Linked DNA regions of Homo sapiens: regions 1 and 3 are each linked to region 2. The links are chromatin contacts, found by Hi-C in ENCODE. All regions are on one chromosome and are shown on one strand. Each heading gives the region's core, a stretch centred on a gene start or an enhancer-like site at or near the end of the contact. The rest is flanking DNA. Distances are from core to core; before and after follow the strand shown. Region 1 holds the start of MIR3142HG (MIR3142 host gene). Region 2 has its middle 380 kb from the start of LINC03000. Region 3 has its middle 21 kb from the start of MIR146A.

Evidence for each region. Hi-C counts contacts between places; a loop is a spot of excess contacts on that map. Pooled maps may share reads with other maps.
Region 1: a map with no recorded cell type shows a loop between it and region 2 (8-fold over the local background). The contact joins the promoter of MIR3142HG here to the enhancer-like site in region 2. A Hi-C loop is called at or near these places in 2 of 37 single-sample maps with no recorded cell type and 2 of 50 pooled maps.
Region 3: a loop to region 2 is called in a map with no recorded cell type, with 6 times the contacts of the local background. The contact joins two enhancer-like sites. A Hi-C loop is called at or near these places in 2 of 37 single-sample maps with no recorded cell type and 2 of 50 pooled maps.

What each region holds. Positions count from the first base shown.
Region 1 is chr5:160,466,679-160,470,778 of GRCh38, forward strand. It overlaps MIR3142HG (MIR3142 host gene), which reads left to right and starts at 1,573. Exons shown (of 2, transcript NR_132748.1): 1 at 1,573-1,762. RefSeq lists enhancers at 517-1,153, 1,154-1,790, 1,258-1,487, 1,518-1,677.
Region 2 is chr5:163,914,358-163,918,745 of GRCh38, forward strand. No RefSeq gene overlaps it. Among named protein-coding and RNA genes, the nearest start is that of LINC03000, 380 kb to the right of the region's middle. RefSeq lists enhancers at 1,004-1,133, 1,216-1,762 and a silencer at 2,114-2,223. Within about 2 kb of position 1,379, at least 10 of the 41 ENCODE cell types and tissues checked have a DNase peak (open chromatin) inside an H3K27ac peak, as active enhancers do.
Region 3 is chr5:160,504,579-160,508,782 of GRCh38, forward strand. No RefSeq gene overlaps it. Among named protein-coding and RNA genes, the nearest start is that of MIR146A, 21 kb to the left of the region's middle. RefSeq lists enhancers at 280-1,117, 1,599-1,658 and a silencer at 2,231-2,280. Within about 2 kb of position 2,238, at least 7 of the 41 ENCODE cell types and tissues checked have a DNase peak (open chromatin) inside an H3K27ac peak, as active enhancers do.

The DNA.
Region 1 (4,100 bases), core at 323-2,822, 3.4 Mb before region 2:
GAACTCCCTTCCAATGGGAGAGAATCTCACACAAGGAAATAGTTTTGATGTGGACCCCTTGAGAGGCAGAGTAATGCAGTGTACCAGGTTCAGAGATTTGGGGACAGGAAACCTCAATTCAAATCCTGGCTCTGATATTTTCTAGCTATGTGAACTCTGGCAAGTTTCGACTCTCTTGGAACCTCGGTTTCCTCATTTCTAATCTAAGAATAGTATCTGCTTTTTAGGGTTCTTAGGAGTATTAAATAAGAACATGTTTTTATGAACAGTGTCTGGTGTATAACAATTGCTCAATAAATATTTGCTTTTAAAAACGTTATCTATAGTAGACGTTCAAACAAACCTTTTGGGAGCTCAGCAAGATAAGCAACAAAAACCTTCAGGGGAGGTCAGGAAAGTGACTACATCTGCCTGGAAGCAAAATCCTTTGAGCTGGTCTTTTTCGGTCCATGAGCACGTGACCAAGGAAAGGAAGCTATATTTTCTCGACTGGGAATTTGAATTTGCAGTTGCACATTCCAAAGGCCTTGTACGTTCTTTCCAGTTTGGGAAAAGGAGCAGCTAAGGGCACCCATGGAAACACTTACTAATTGTGTGACCTTAGGCAAGTCCCCCTAACCTCACCAAAGATAAAATTCCCTTATGAGTAAAAGGGGATCACAAAATGGAGATAATAATTCGGGCTACCTGCTATGGATGATTGCTGTGGGATTAGGGAAGATGATGCACGTGATACATTTAGCAGAGTGCCTGGTGCCTAGTAGGTGCCCATTAAAATTTAGCTATGACTGTTCTCTTTAGCTGACACACAAGACTGCCTTGAATGTTCACATTTCCAGAGAAAGGTGCTCAGGAAGATTTCTCAGTGTTCCGCCTGCCAGGTCAGTTTACAGTTCAAAGAATCCCTTTGTTCAAAGGGTGAGCAAATCCAGGCCTCGTGTATCTGCAGCAATGAAACAAGGGAGCTTTCTGCCTGATCTTCTCCCCAAAGGCAGTCTCTCTTTTTAAATGCCTGCACACATGTTATTTATTTATTTTTGGTTAACGTTTAAATTGAGGTTTTGGCTGAAACTCAGCCTGCGCGCACTTGAAAAGCCAACAGGCTCATTGGGCAGCCGATAAAGCTCTCGGGATTTCCCCGCGGGGCTGCGGAGAGTACAGACAGGAAGCCTGGGGACCCAGCGCCTGACCAGAACTTCCTCGGGGGAGGCTGCAGGGGAGCAGGCGCATCCTGCACAGAACGCTCTAGAGCGCGCAGGCCAAAGCACCAGGCTGCTCCTGACACGTGCTGCAAGAGGGTCCCCGACCCGGGGGTCCAGACCCTGCACGCATGATGGGGAAGGTGGAGGCTTCCCCCTCAGCTCCGCGGAGAGAAGCTGACACTGCCAGGCTGGAACCTTCCATTCCGGCCCAGCCTCTTCCTCCCTCGCTGTGCCGAGGAGGGATCTAGAAGGGACTTTCCAGAGAGGGTTAGCGTGCAGGGTGTGGAAATGGAATAAAAGCATATGCAAATAGGCCTTAGCTGCCTTCCTCTACCCCAGCAAATAAGAGTCTCTCCAGAAAGATGCTCTTTCTCCAAGACGCTTGACCGCTCTTCCTTTCCTGGATGGCACCAGCAGGGCCGATTGGAGTGGTAAACCCTGGGCCGGAAGGCATGCCAAAGGGTGGACAGGATGGACAGGAGACAGTAGCACAACGAGGAGGGGGAGAACAGCGGCTGAATTGGAAATGATAAAATAAAATGAAATTTTAGGAGCTCGCTGTGAGTATGAGCTGGGAAAAAATAATCATTGCAAGCTGATTTATTATGTACTTATCTTCTGTTTGAGAGGCAGCAGGCTTTTGTACAGTGGATTATTGCAGAGTAAATGGCACATTAAAGATATAATCAAGATGTTTAAGGCATATTGAAATGACATTAGAATCAAGTAGGTGAGACTTTTGTCATGGTCTAGAAATATAAAAATGTCAGTGACTTGGAGATATTTCCAGTGCTTTAGTAAAGATGTGGCTCCATTTTCAAAAGGGACATATTTTTAACCTTTTGTTATTTTCAGGGTGGGGGGGGATAGAGTGGGGTCAGGAAGTGGTTTAGAATCTCTATGGATGATAAAATAATATGCTTTAAACCTGGAGTTGTAGACTGTGGTCTCTATTTAGCAAGTCATAAACTTTCTTGCAGTGACAATAGCATGAAAATATTGGACAGTAAATATGGTGCTCTTAGGAGGTTTCAGGGTTGGAAGACTATGGCTATTACTTTTTGTTTATTGTGTTCCTATTCTCAATTTCAATCTTGTCTTTGGATAGTAAGAATTTTTTTTAAATTTTCTATTTTTTTAAAAAGAATCTTTTACATACTGAACCTGACTTGTATACTAATTGGCAAACAGTGTCACTTTTCTTTCTTGATGCCTCAATGGGTTTAATTATTGTATTACGGTATTTTCTTGTCATTTGAGACCTTCACATTCAGTGTCCTTTCTTTCTTTTTTTTCTTTTTCTTTTTGAGATGGAGTCTTGCTCCCGGCCTGTCGCCCGGGCTGGAGGGCAGTGGTAAGATCTCGGCTCACTGCAACCTCCGCCTCCTGGGTCCAAGCAATTCTTGTGCCTCAGCCTCGAGAGTAGCTGGGATTACAGATGCGCGCCACAATGCCTGGCTAATTTTTGTATTTTTAGTAGAGACAGGGTTTCGCCACGTTGGCCAGGCTGGTCTTGAACTCCTGACCTCAGGTGATCCGCCCGCTTCGGCCTCCCAAAGTGCAGTGTCCTTTATTTTATTTGTGTGCCCTGGTTCTGCTTTGATTTTGCCCCAAACCCTTCTGAGTGTAGCGCTTTACTGACACTTTATCCCCGTTATTAACAATGGGTTTTTGGACAGAACTGGCTTCTCTTTATTTGTTGTTTTTAAAATCATACTGCTGTCCTTATGCATGGTACTCCTTGGAACAGATAAGCAGCCATACAAGAAGCTCTTTGAGAGAGAGAAGGTGGACTCTGGGGGTCGTGCCGGTTGTTTGGAGTTGTTGGACTGTTAGCTTGTGGAGTGGGTGATGTTTCATCTTCAGGATTCTGTGAGGCCAGGCCTGGGATGCGGGGAGGAGCTGACTGGATGGCTCCTGGTGATGCATTCCTGGGCCCTCTTCTCATCTCTGAATTCCTAGAGTCCCACTTTCTCCAAAGGCCCTGCGGGAATCAGACGCATGCACTTCTTCAGTTCTGTGTAGTTTTAGGTTCTCAGTGGAGGCCTTTGGGCTCAACTTGTAGTAAATATTTGTTTTCTGTGGCTGTCAGCAATCTATAGTCTTGGGTGTGGTCCCTAAAAGCCAGCTTTTGGGCAATTTTTGAACTGCAATGGGGATTCCTCCTTCTGGTTGTTCTACAATCTGGCAAACATTTCTTATTTTGTTCTGGGCTTTAGTCTTATTTAATAACAAGAGAAAATCTTCTATTTTTAACAATAACATGAATTATTTTTATGACTTACACTTTGTAAAGCATTTTTGTCATTTCATGTAATTCTTTCATAAAATTTGTAAGGTTGGTAGAAACAGTAGAATTAGCACATAATGGGAACTTATTAAATATTTGTTAAATGAATGAATTAAATCCATTTGACTGCTAAGGAAATTGAAACTCAAAGAGATCAAGTGATTGATTTAAGGCTCCACTTTCCAGTAGGGACTCACATCTGATTTTTCCCATTCCAGACTGACTCTGATATAATATCTTACATACTATTTGTTACTCTTTCTCCAAGATCTTAGAAAGGTCTTTTGATTCTCTAAGAAAAGATAATAGGACAATGCAAATGCATGGATACACCATCAAAGGGGTGGCTGAGGGCTGTCTACCTCTTTGTATAGTTCTTTCCTAGGTTCCTGACTCCGCTAAAAACTCATATCCTTAAAGATATGACTATTTAGATACATTCCTTGTTGGAGATAAGAACACAAGTTCATTGCTGAATCATGGTGTATATATACAAAAAAAAGAGTGCACAAGTTCATGCTGAGAAAAATGACTATCTTGAATTTTTAATATTTTTTGGAAGTTTGAGCATAAAACTCTGCACATCTCAGGGGAAGTTAATTTCAGAG
Region 2 (4,388 bases), core at 129-2,628:
ATGCAGCCTTTTGGATATGTGTGGATATGTATATATATGTATGTATATATACGTATACATACATATATATGCCTATATACAACTTTCTTTTATCACTATGATCACTCTAAGTTATATCATGTTTGCATGTTTTTGTGTGGTAGAGAAGAAGACAATTAGTTTAGGGTAAGATAATTAGCTATGGGGAAGTTAATTTGTTAAAGAGGCAGGCTTGTGGACAGTTAATCTACTTTCATGCCTCAGTTTTGTCATCTGTGTAGTTGGGGATAATGGTTTGTAATGTAAATAGAATACGACCCAAATCATAGTATTAATATTTGCTATTACTATTGTGAATATTACTGCTATTGCTGTTCATGTACCTGTCATTCCAGAAATTGTGTAGAAACACAAAGATAGAGTTAACATGATTTAGGTATGTGCTTTTAGCATCTTTCTATTCCTTCTTTTCACTTGTCCCCCAGCCCCCATTTCCTGTAAAAGGATATTTCTTTGTTTTGCCTCTACATTAGAGTATTTTACTTTTCTTAAATGAATATAATTTAAAAGCTGTTTTTCTCTCTAAAAATATACATACCAACATCCCACTCCATTGCTAGGCTTTGGGAGGAGACTTATGAGCGCTCCTTCCCCCATCCCTCCACACCCTGCTGAAACAGGAGAGTTCCCTTATCTCCCTCACAGGGCGTGTAGTGGCAGGGGTGTGGCCGGTTTCTTCAGTGCCCTGGTGCTCAAAGCCCTAGGGGCAACTTGCAGATGAGCAGATGGTGGGGAGTGTTTTTGGACTCCGACCCCATGGCAACATCTAGGGTTGAGTGTTCACAGCTCCTGAAGCCCCAGTGGGCGTGTGTTACAGTGTGCTCTTTCAGCCTTGCCATCTGCAGGTAGCTTGTGTTAATCAGCTCAATTAGACCCTCTTCCTTACCACAAGGACAGAGGGCTTTCTGTATCCTGGGTTCTTTCCCTTGTGTACTGGAAAAATCGGATCACACGGGGGCTTGGAGAATGAGTGCAAGATTTTATTGAGTGGTGAGGGTAGCTCCCAGTGAGATGGATGGGGAGCCAGAAGGGGGATGGGGTGGGAAGGTGCTCTTCCCCTGGAGTCGATCCTGCCCAGCGGCCAAACTCTCCTCCAGATGCCCCTGGCTGAATTGGCATCCACGTTGTTCGGCCATCACTGGCCTGCCGGTGTCTGCTGGTGTGTTCTTCTGCTCCTCTCAATGTCCAGCCGCCTGTGTGTGTGCCTGCTACGGTCCAGGGTTTTTATGGGCACAGGATAGTGGGTGTGGTGGGCGAAAAGGCAACATTTTGGGCACAGAAACAGAAATGCCTGTCCTCATTTAGGTCCGTGGGCACAGATCTGAGGGTGGAGCCCTCACCAGGGACCCCACCCTTCTCTACCCAGCACTTCCCTGCCCCCCGTCCGGTATCACTTCTAGAGTGAGGGAGATTGCTCTGTAAACCAGCCTAATTGCTCTCCAGGAAGCTCTAGCCTTGTGGTAAGCTCAAGGTTCCCTTTTGCAGTCAGTTTGAAATATGACACCCTGGTAAATTCTATGCTTCACTAAGGACATTACATTTCTCCCCAGAGTAGGAGTCCTGTGACCCTCGATCGTTTTAGTGCCAATACAGTGCCTTTGTGTGGTGGCTTCACCATCGCTAGCAAGGCCATATCAACCCTCTCTATGGCATAAACACATAGAGAGGGATGCATTATTGTTCCTTAGTTGGTGATTTTCAATGAGCAAATATAAGCATCCAGGACAGTTTATGTCCCCTTAGTATGTTACAAAAGACCTCTATTATTACCTAGAGCAGCGTGTGTTCTGCAGATAACCCATTCAGAGGGTTATTTTGCCAAAAAAACAAAACAAATCCTTCCTCAAATGTATTTGTGAAGTGTTGCAAGTTGCTGTCCTCAGAGTGATTTGATTACAAACAAAGGATCTCTGGCTACCAAGCCTGAGTGGAATTCTGTGGAAGGATATGTGGCAGCTCAGAGCACTGAAGGAGGCCTGAACCTCTAGGCCCTGGGAAGGAAGGGGAACCCCTTAGCAGGAATAAAGTAGTGATGCTTCATGGCCCTAAGTTTTACCTCTGTGTCCATCTGCTAAAAGTGGCACATTCCTCAGAGGGAGAACCTGATTTGCCTACACTGGGTCATTTTGAGACAGGCAGGCTGTCTGGTTTCCTGTTTTGCTGTGGTTTAGAGGAGAAGGAACAAGCCTCTTACCCAAGCTGTAGCTTACCCAACTTCCAGCCAATCAGCAACAAAAGACCCAAGAAGCCATTAACCTCAAGTCCCTGGTTTAGCGGGTTAGGGACTGCTCCAGGGTCCTGTCTGCGCAGTTCAACTTAAAGTTACCCCTCCCTCATTTTAATGCTAAAGATCATACCCAAGGATGGGGATTTAAAATTTCATTATGTTACATGAGATGTATGAAGAAACATGTAAGGCCACTATGCAAGCACCAGAGAAGCCCCTCCTATACATGCCCTGCTGAAACCCTTTCTTTCCCATAGAAAGGCCCTATAAAACTAATCTACATACTACCCTGAGGGAGCAGCCATATCTACTAGTTTAGAAAAGGGTGGTATGAACTGAACGCTCTGATAAAAAAAATCCCAGTGCAAGCAGCATTTTGCTCCCAAAAGGAAAAGTAGGGGTGATGAGGGAGGAACAGACATGCATGTATCACACACCTCCCTTTTGGAGTTTCACAATGCACATTTCCTCTGAATACTCTTGACAGTGAAGAAATCTGTTCAACAACATTTAACTTACCCCTTTTCATATTTTTTGTTTTTGTGTAGTATCTATTACCCTCAGAAGAAACTAGTACACCATTGTATACCCCCTGGAAATGCTGACATATCTCTTGGACATCACACTTTAATCTTTGATTGGATTCCTCCTATCTCTATATTGCTATTTCTTAATCCTTTGATAGGATTATCTTAACAGTGTCCCATTTTTAAAGATAACCACTATGGGTAATATGGGTGTTCATTTCTTAATCACTTTGAATTTAAAAAGTGTTTTTAAAGGTGCTGTTTGGGGGCCATCTGTCTTTCTTCCCTCCTCTGTGCCATTGTCCCGGTCTACGATGCTTCTCCCATTTCTGAAGTCCTTTGGAAAGTCGTTTGTACTCTCTGGCTCATCTTTGCACACTTCACTCTCAGCTTTGAGGCCATACACGAATATGGCTCCTGACAAAACCTTCTTTCTCAGGACTTTCTGTTTTTCTTGTTGTTGTTGACCTCGAACCCTTTCTTGCGTCTCAAGTGGACGTATTCTGTAAATACTGCCACTCACAGGGTGGCCCCCACTTGCCCTGCATCTCACTGCTGTCTCATTCTTTTGTGCATGTGTCACTTTACTTATTGATTATTTGATCTTTCTTCCATCCAGGGTACCTTAGATATACTTTTTCAGGTCGTTTCAGGATTTGACTTGTAATAGCAAATTCTGAGTTGACAGCAACTCTGGAAGGAGAGAGAGATGATTCACACAGATTATAACAGTAATAACTGTTTACCAGGTATGAGGCCATCCAGTAGTCTGGGGGATATAACTCAAAACACCAAATTTCAAAATACAGGCAAATGTGTGCATGACTAATGCTTGTTTAATGACTGCTTACTAATGCAATGGTTACTGTCAGGTGATCATCTAACTGGTAGGTAAGTGATGATCATCTTTTATGGGGGGGTTATTTACATCTATCAAGTTGTTTTCATAAGCCTTCCTTTAGGTTTCCTTTCTATCAGTTTCCCACAGCCCATCTCTCATTCTGCTCTTGTATTTCATTTCTTTTGCTTTAAAATTGGAAAGGGACAAAAATTGGCTTCAGAAAATGGACACCTGTTTTATTCCCTCTCTCCTCAAGGCCAAGATAGTTTATTACACTCTACCTTTTTATATTTATTTAACAAAACTCCTAGTAGCAATATAAGGAGAAAGAAAGATAAACCCTTCCAACTCTGGTTTTTGACAGTTTCTCAGTGACATTCTCTATTTATTATACAGTGATGGAGGATAGAATTGAAAGGACTTGCTTGAGTCCTGTCCCCTGGCTTTATGCCATGTATCTAATCTTTTCTAATAGACATCCAGGCTTTGTCTGAATCAGATCAGTAGACACAGTGTTTCAATGTCACTGTTGATGTTCCCTCTGTGGATCTTCTAATATGGTTCCTGACTTGAGTTTGGGAGATGGGAGGGGCTGCTGGAAGATCAGGGCAAACCAAAACTAGGTATGGAGAACTTGATACTTCTGAGTATTCTTTGTGACCCTTTAAACGAATGTCATTAATTTCCAATTCTAAATATCAACGATGGCAAACATTTACTGAGACCTTTCTGGGTTACAGTCATTGGGCCAAAA
Region 3 (4,204 bases), core at 988-3,487, 3.4 Mb before region 2:
TGTGGGGTGTGTGTGTATGTGTGTGGAGTCTGTGTGTGTGTGTGGGGTGTGAGAGGTGTGCGTGTGCGGTGTGCGTATGTGTGTGTGAGGTGTGAGGGGTGTATGTGTGTGTGAGGGGTGTGTGTATGTGTGTGGTATGTGGGGTGTGTGTGTGAGACATGTGTATTTGTGTGTGTGGTGTGTGTGGGGTGTGAGGGGTGGGTGTGGTGTATGTCTGTGTGTGGGGTGTGAAGGGTGTGTGTGTTAGGTGTATGTGTGTGTGGTGTATGTATGTGTGGGGTGTGATGGGTGTGTGTGTGGTGTATGTGTGTGAGGGGTGTGTGTATGTGTGTGGTGTCAGTGTGTGTGTGGTGTCTGTATGTGTGGGGTGTGAGGGGTGTACGTGGGGTGTGTGTGGTGTATTTGTGTATGAGGTGTGAGGGGTGTGTGTGTGTGGTGTGCGTGAGGGGTGTATGTGTATGTGTGCATGTGGTGTGTGTGTGGTTTATGTGTGTGTGGGGTGTGTGTGGGGTGTGAGGGGTGTGTGTGCATGCATGTGTGTGTATGGTGTACTTGTGTGGGATGTGTGTGTGTGGGGTGTGTGTGTGGGGTATGTATGGGTGTGTGGGGTATATGTGTGTGTATGTGTGTGTGGGGTATGTATGGCAGGCCCAGTCCAGTGCTGTTTCCCTGCTTTCTTAGACCCTTTTCTCAGAACCTTGGAGTTCCTGACTGTGTGAGAAGGCATAGGCACGTGGCCTGGTGGTGTGAACACTGGGCCACTGTCCCTTTTCTTCCCCTGGCTTTTATCTCCTTCTTAAGATGCTGTCATTTTCCCAGCGGTCCTGACCTTCCTGGGGAATACTGATGGGGAATCCCAGGTCCCAAACTGCCGACTGTCAGGCCTGGAGCACAGGACAGGTCCCAGGGGTGCAGGTCACAGGCCCAGGGACCCTGTCTCTTTGGCTCTTCCCTTCTCTCCTGGGGCCTCTGCTCACCTGGCTTCTGGGGAAGTGTCAGACGTGTTCAGCTTCAGTAATCCTGCCACTTTCCCAGCCATGAGGAAAAATCTATGTGTTTATTATTATTATTGTTACTACTACTATTTAACATCTAGAAGCTTTTCCCTGACAAACAAAGAGTGGCCTTGGCTGCCTGCTACCTTGGCCAGGAGATAAGGGACAGGGCAGGCTGAGAACACAAGTCCTTTTTGGGGTCTGCTTGGCGTGTGGTGAAGCCAGGGGAAGAGAAGGGACAGTGGCCCAGTGTTAACACCACCAGGCCACCTGCCTGTGCCTTCTCACACAGAGTCAGGAACTCCAAAGTTCTGAGAAAAGGATCTAAGAAAGCAGGGAAACAGCGCTGGCCTGGGCCTGCCATACATACCCCCCCCACACATACACACACACATACCAGCAGTGAAGGCAGTGGAGAAGAGACCACCTCCTGTCAGAGCCAGTCCTCACAAGCGTGTACGCATCACAGTGGAGTTCTGGGCTCCCCGGCTGCTGGTTCCTCCAGCTTCCGCCTCTGGTTTCCCTCTTCCCTGGCCTGGGAACGTAGAAGGGTGCAGGGTGAAAGACTTGGTCTTCTACCGCATGGATTCTCTGAGCTGCCCCAGCAGGACCGTGACTCTCTGAAGCCTGAAACGATTTGAACAGCCCCCTGTCGGGCAGCTCCTCACTGGCTGATGTGGGCTTGAACATGTCAGTCATGGAGAACTCACCACTTCCTGAATCTCTCCATTGCAGTCTTGGATGGTTCTAGAGAGAGGAGCAGAACTGGAATATGTGGCTACAGCTATGTGAATTGACAGCTTCTGGGCTTTGAACCGCAAATTCCTCTTTCACTTAAAAATCCTTTGGGCTCTTGCCCTTTGTGTCTCTAACTCTTGGGACGTTTTTCTTAGGGACAGGCTTCCAGTGTCCCATCTAACACTTGGGTGAGCTGGGCCCGTTGTTCGTGGGAAGGGGTGTAAGTGTAGGGGAAATCCATTTGTCACAAGAGAGAATCAGGTAGGGGAGGGACAAGGTGACTTCTGAGGTTCTGTTCTTATGCATCTGGACTCCCACCTTCCCTCATTCTATGAAGAAGCTGGAGAGTCCGTCATTCTTGGACCTTTCCCTCAGTGCAAGGAAAACAAGTTGGAGAAGTGACAGTGTCCTGGGATGAGCCCAGCAGCTTTCTTTCCTTTCTCACTCAGCCTCTGTCTCTCTCCCCACAACCGTTTCCTGCCTGGGGCGGTACAGCCAGCAGCCAGTGCGCCTGAGCCCTGTTATTTAAAATTCAGCCGTCACCATGGCAACCTGCATCTTGCTCCATTTCAACCAGAGATACAAAGAAGCAGTGAAAGGGAAAGTTTAATAATGTTTTCTTTTTTTTCTTTTTTTATGAATCTCACTGACTGTCCATCTTTTTGTGAAATAGAAATGTTTCATTTTAGTGGCATTATCAAAATGTCATTCGTTTTCAGACCCCGTGGCTTCTGGAGGGTCAAAGTCATCACTTGCTTTCTAGGGCTGCCGCTGTCACCCCGTTTCCCCCTTCAGAATGGATGATGAGTGTTATTCCGCATTTAGGCTTTTTGAAAGATTTGAGGTTGGACTAAGTTTAGAGAGTGTTTATGGCTTTATTCTCCCTTCCCTTTCCCTGGTATCAAATCTCAGAGTCACGGCAAGGTAAAAAAAGCTAGAAGAGTCTTTAAAGATCACTGACTCTGGGGTGCCATTTTTGTTTCAGTGTGTGTAGTACCTCCTCCCCAGCATTCTGAGAGTGCTTCCTCATTACTGTCATGGAGCTTGGCCTCTGGGTGGTGTTTCTGTGATTCATGTGGAGCCAAGAATTTCCCGTAACCACTGTGACTGGCTCATGAATGAGTATACGGCCCAAAAGGTATGGCTGAGCTGCAGTTCTGGGTCTGAGAGAGAGCCTCTTTATTTTTCTGCTGAGGGGATGAAAGCCTGGAGCTGCCAGAGACCCTCACAGAGAAGGAACTTGCCTACAAGTGGAGTGAACACAAAGGGAAGCAGAACTGATGGATGGAGAAGAGAAACCAGGCTTGGATGACGTTGCTTGATATCTTAGATCGAGGCAACCCTGAATCCATGGCTTTGCAGTTTCATGAGCAATATATTCCATTTTTTTACTTTAAGCCAGCTTCAGCTGGGGTTTCTGACAGCAGAACGCCACGACTTTGATGTTACATACCTCAAGCTCCTTCTTTTACAAATGAAAGCATGGAGACCCAGTGCAGGGAGGTAGCATCCAAGGTCACACAGAGAGGCAGCTCTGAAGGTCAGGTCTCCTGGTGTCTTCAAAGCCTTTCTGTCTGCTGTCCTTCGGTCCTCTGTTTTCAGGCAGATTCTGTTACCTTTGCAGGAACAAAAGCTGAGCCTATGGATGCTCATGATCAAAAAGTATAATTACGGTGAAGACCCTTGCTCAGCTACTCATCCCAGGGTGAGGGTGAGCATTTGGGGTGATGTCCAAGGAAAGTGTCCACCCTCGGCTTGTACAAGGAAAGTGCTCACAGTTGGCTCTGCATAGCCCTGTGGACAGACCCTAGGTACACTTTGCCTGTTTTCTTCATTGAGACAAGATCTGTTTGTTCAGTCTGCAAACAAATGTCACACATTCAACCAACACTTACAATTTTATTAATTTAATTGAACAGCATTAATTGAGGGCCTCCTATGTGCTAATCACTGTTTTGGGGGCACAGATTCAATGGTCAATAAAGGGAGGCTCAGTGCCTAAGCTCATGGAGCTTATATAATTTACTGTGGACATGAAAATAACCAGAGATACATAAAACTAAGGACTGTGAAAAAGTCTTATGCTTGGAAATTTCCCCATACCATGAGAGCATAAGACGAGGGCCCATCTCATTTTCAGAGTTGGAAGGAGCCTTGAGCTGATATGGGCAGAAGGAGCAGGAGTTAGATGAGCAAAGGGAGGTGTGGTTGGGGACTAGGGGACTGAACCTTCAAAGCTGGGAAAAGGGGAAGGCAGGACTTTGAATTAATTCATGCCAGTGTTGACAGGGGGCACCATCTGCCAATGTCCTTCTCTTTTGCCACTTTAAGTCTTTCTGTTCCTGCCCTATAGATTCTCTGAGCCCCCTTATTCCCATGACTCCCTAAGTCAGTTATATAATCTATTTTCCAGCCCAGGACCTTGGATGCCTAAGTTAAGATCTGTTTCGTGCTAAAGACTAGATAGTAGC